2 separate regions of the Homo sapiens genome follow, and region 1 is linked to region 2. A link is a loop called in an ENCODE intact Hi-C map of the cell type or tissue named here. Cell type or tissue: upper lobe of right lung. All regions are shown on one strand.

Region 1 (2,500 bases), 150 kb after region 2:
GTCACCCAGGCTGGACTGCAGTGGTGTGATCGCAGCTCACTGCAACCTCCACCTCCTGGGCTCAAGCCATCCTCCCACATCAGCCTCCCAAGTAGATAGGTGCACCACCATGTCCGGGTAATTTTTTGTATTTTTGGTAAATATGGGGTTTTGCCATGTTGTCCAGACTGTTCTCAAAATCCTGAGCTCAAGCGATCTGCCCACCTCAGCCTCCCAGAGTGCTGGGTTTACAGACGTGAGCCACTGTACGAGGCCAGTGTTCATATTTGCTATAGTTTTATGATACCCAAAAGCTCTCACCATCTTTCAATATTCAAATTATGCATTGGGAAACATTTATGAGTAGGATGGTCAGCCATGTTATCATTGGGCCTCCACACATCGCCAGCCTGGGTATAAACATAAAATCAAACACAAGTGGCTAGTTCACATTGCAGTATCAACTCTAAGAACATCTAGCACTGCATTTTCTAGTACAATAACCACTAGCCATTAAAGAGAAGTTAATATAAAAAATTAATATTTAAGTTAATATTTAATTAAATTACCAGCCTGGCCAATATGGTGAAACACCTCTCTACTATAAATACAAAAATTAGCCAGGCATGGTGGCACAGGCCTGTAGTCCCAGCTACTCGAGAGGCCGAGGCAAAAGAATTGCTTAAACCCAGAAGGCAGAAGTTGCAGTGAGCCGAGATGGAGCCATTGCACTCCAGCCTGGGCAACAAAGCGAGACTCCATCTCAAAAAAAAATTAATTAATTAATTTAATTAAAGTCTCTGTTCAACTACCCTAGTCGCATGTGGCTGTGGTTATCATATTAGACAGCATAAAATACATTTTAATTATTGTGGAAAGTTGTGTTTTAAAATTTTTATAGAGAATTATGTACCTTTAGACAATGTCTAAAAAAGCTGCTGCTTAGGAAACACTATAGTAGATGGCCGGCCATGAGAAAAGGAGTTATTTCTGTTGTATTAACTGCTTTTTTCCCTAGTGCTTAGTGCTTAATAAACACTTGTTGAAAGATTGAAATTCCAGTTTAAAAGGCAAACTGTGTATATAAATTATGTTTTCAAACTAAGAAGTTCTGTGATGGAATAGATGTACTAGGGACAGAGATAAAATGTATAGATCTTTTGTTTATCAAAAGATACATGAACCTATTTAAAATAAATGCTTTTCACATAGCTAATTATTTCACCATGTTCACCATAAATAAACAAATCAAATTTTAATTATTGTTGTTCTATGAATAATGACCATCAATTTTTAGGTTAAAATATTTTGATTTATTAATCATGCTAAATGAACACTGTCAAAACAACAGATTTTATGGAAACTAAGACAACATCAAAGGTACAATATACATGTTGTTATCGGTACTAATTAATGTCTTTACATATCTACTAACTTCACTGTAGAGAATAAATATGTTTCTGCAAATTTATACACAAATTCTAATTTTAACAATCGAATCTTTCTTTTACTAAACTAGGGCATTTGCTGTGGAAAGGAACCCTTATTCTTTTTGGTGTTGTAGTTCTTGTTTTGCTTTCAAACAATGAAAACATTATGTAATTTGAAAAATTATCCCCATGCTGTTTGTGTTGTAAATCCATGTTTGTTTATTAAAGCTTTTACTCTTGAGACTATATTGATAACAATCTAAATATTTTACCTTCATCTTATATAAGCTTCACATGTTGGTATTAAAAAATCCTCTTGTAATAAACACAACTCTAAGAGTTTAATGTTTACATGCTAGAGAAATGAAATAAGCTTATCAATGATGAAATAGATATATGTATCCTACTTTCTGGAAAATAACATGTTTCATTACTTGGCTGTTTGATTTACAAAAATTATAGATTGTATTGGATGTCCCATGAATGTGCCTGGTAAAATATAATGGAATACTTATATTTCTCTTAAGAATACTCTAATATAATATATTTGTATTTCTCTGAATTTGAAGGGAACAGCCTAAAACTATCAAAATGCAAATGTAACATAATTTTGCCAGGAACCTACTCCTTCATCAGGAAATATAGACCACAATAATTTAATTCATGCTGGAAAACAATGCTTTCCATTAGCACAGTTTTATTTTCAAAACCAGAATAAATTGTTGATTTAGAAGTAGTCTCAGTCCTCATCTTTGGAAAGATTCCGTTTTTCTTATTCAGGCTACAAGTACTTGTAAAAGAGTGTATAAAAATATTTCACCTGTGGGGGGAAGGGGGAGGGATAGCATTTGGAGATATACCTAATGTTAAATGACGAGTTACTGGGTGCAGCACACCAACATGGCACATGTATACATATGTAACAAACCTGCATGTTGTGCACATGTACCCTAAAACTTAAAGTATAATAAACAAAAATTTCACCTAACCACATTCATTTTGGCTACCTAGTTTAATGTGAATTACCTTGAAAGAGGGGATTAACGGGCATGACTGTGGACCATAAAATATGTAATAGATAAATATTCTTG
Region 2 (2,500 bases):
GCAAGAAGGCCACCGGGGGAAGGGTATGGGACGCCAGGGTTGAAAGGGATAGTTGAGGCAGTCCGGGGAAAAACGTGGCAGGCTGGGGTCGTCCCATGGACGACAGTGCCTTCCCAGCAGCCCCTGCGTCAGGCCCGGGGTGGTCGTGGAGTCCCTGGCTTGCACCGAGGGTGCGGGTCGCACCCATGGGGGCACCCCAAAGTGGCAAGAAGGCCGCCGGGCGAACGCCACAGAAGGCCAGGCTTTAATGGGGATGCTGAGGCAGCACAGAGAGAAAAGCGGCTAGTCGGGTTCCTCCTACGGATGACAGTGCCTTCCTGGCAGTCCCTGCGCTGGGCCCGGGGGGATCGTGGAGTCCCTATCTTGCACCCAGGGTGCGTGTTTCGCCCATGGGAGGCACCCCAAAGCGGCAAGTAGGCCCCTGGGGGAAGGGGACAGCACCTCAGACTTGAAGGGGGACTTTGAGGTAGCCCGTGGAAAAAAACGGCGACGCTGAGTTTCTCCCACAAACGACAGTGCCTTCCTGGCAGCCCCTTCGCTGGGCCAGGGTGGTCCTGGAGTCCGTGGCTTGCACCCAGGGTGCGTGTCTCGCTCAAGGGGGCACCCCAAAGCGGCAAGTAGATTCCCGGGGGAAGGGAGAGCACGTCAGGCTTGAAGGGGAGGTTGAGGCGGCCCCGGGGTAAAAGTGGTGAAGCTGGGGTCCTCCCACGGATGACACCGCCTTCCTGGCAGCCTCTGCAGTGGGCCCAGAGGTGTCGTGGAGTCTCTGGCTTGCTCCCAGGTTGTGTGTCTCGCCCACGAGTGGCACCACAAAGCAGCAAGAAGGCCCCCAGGGGAAGGGTACAGGACTCCAGGGTTGAAAGGTAGAGTTGAGGCAGACCGGTGTCATCCCAAGGACAACAGTGTCTTGTCCGGTAGCCCCTGCATCGGGCCTGGGGTGGTTGTGGAGTCCCTGGCTTGCACCCGGGGTGCGTGTCGTGCCCACGATGGGCACCGCAATGCGGTAAGAAGTCCCCGAGTGGAAGGGAACAGGACGCCGAGCTTGAAAGGGGACGTTGAGGCAGTCCGGGGAAAAAATTTCCACTGAGAACAGTGCCTTCCCGGCAGCCTCTGAGTGGGACCCAGGTGGACGGTGGAGCCCCTGGCTTGGACCCAGGGTGCCTGTCTTGCTCACGGGGTGCACGTGAAAGTGGCAACAGGGCCCCCGGGGGAAGGGGACAACATGTCAGGCTTGAAGAGGGACGTTGGGCCAGCCAGAGGAAAACAGCGGCTAGGCTGTGGTCGTCCCACAGACCACAGTGCCTTCCCGGCAGCCCCTGAGCCTGGCCCAGGCGGGGGGGTTTGGAGTCCCTGTCTTGCAACAGAGTGCGTGTCTCGCCTAAGTGTGCACGCGAAAGCTGCAAGAAGGGCTCCGGGGGAAGGGAACAGGATGCCAGGCTTGAAAGGGGACTTTGAGGCAGTCCAGGGAAAAACTTTCCACGGAGGACAGTGACTTCCCGACATCCCCTGCGCCTGGCCCTGGGGGTCTTGGAGTCCCTGGTTTACACCCAGGGTGCGTGCCTCGCCCACGGGTGGCACCCCAAAGCAGCAAGAAAGCCCCGGGGGGGGAAGAACAGGATGCCAGACTTGAAAGGGGACGTTGAGGCAGCCCAGGAAAAAAAGGGGCGAGGCTGGGGTCCTTTCACGGATGACAGTGCCTTCCCTACAGCCCCTATGCCAGTCCCGGGAGGGTCGCGGAGTCCCTGTCTTGCACACAATGTGCGTGTCTCGCCCACGGGGGGCACCCCAAAGTGGCAAGAAGTCCCCCGCGGGAAGGCAACAGGACGCCAGGCTTGAATGGGGACGTTTAGGTAGCCTGGAGAAAAAAGCAGCGAGGCTGGGGTGATCCCACGAATGACAGTGCCTTACCGGCAGCCCCTTTGCCGGGCATGCGGGGGTTGTTGATTCCCTGGCTTGCACCCAGGGTGAGTGTCTTGCCCACGGCGGGCACCACAAAGCAGCAAGAAGGTTCCCGGGGGAAAGGGACAGCACGTCAGTCTTGAAGGGGGAAGTTGAGGCAGCCCCGGGGAAAAAAAGCGGGGATGCTGGGGTCCTCTCACGGACGACACTGCCTTCCCAGCAGCCTCTGCAGTGGGCCCGGGAGCGTCCTGGAGTCCCTGTCTTGCACCCCGGGTGCGTGTCTCACCCACGGGGAGCACCACAAAGCGGCAAGAAGGCCACTGGGGGAAGGGTACAGGACGCCAGGGTTGAAGGGGATAGTGGAGACAGTCCAAGGAAAAAAGTGGCGGGATGGTGTCGTCCCAAGGATGGCCACCCCTGCGCCGGGCCAGGGATGGTCGCGGAGTCCCTGGCTTGCACCCAGGTTGTGTGTCTCGCCCACAGGGGGCACCCCAAAGCAGCACGAAGGCCTCCAGGGGAAGGGAAGAGGACGCCAGGCTTGGAAGGTGACGTTGAGGCAGCAGGGGGTAAAAAGTGGCGGGCCGGGCCCTCCCACGGATGA

Evidence for each region. A loop is a pair of places that touch in the nucleus more often than their neighbours do. Peaks named below come from ENCODE experiments on the same cell type or tissue, not always from the same donor. Only the 100,000 strongest peaks of a DNase experiment are listed, where the experiment ranks them.
Region 1: it touches region 2 in a loop (4-fold over the local background); 21 of 110 quality-filtered maps call a loop at or near these places.

What each region holds. Positions count from the first base shown.
Region 1 is chr12:38,303,552-38,306,051 of GRCh38, forward strand. No RefSeq gene overlaps it. Among named protein-coding and RNA genes, the nearest start is that of ALG10B, 12 kb to the right of the region's middle. In upper lobe of right lung, no CTCF peak of the experiment used is centred here; no DNase peak of the experiment used is centred here.
Region 2 is chr12:38,157,907-38,160,406 of GRCh38, forward strand. No RefSeq gene overlaps it. Among named protein-coding and RNA genes, the nearest start is that of ALG10B, 160 kb to the right of the region's middle. In upper lobe of right lung, no CTCF peak of the experiment used is centred here; a DNase peak (open chromatin) is centred at 1,385.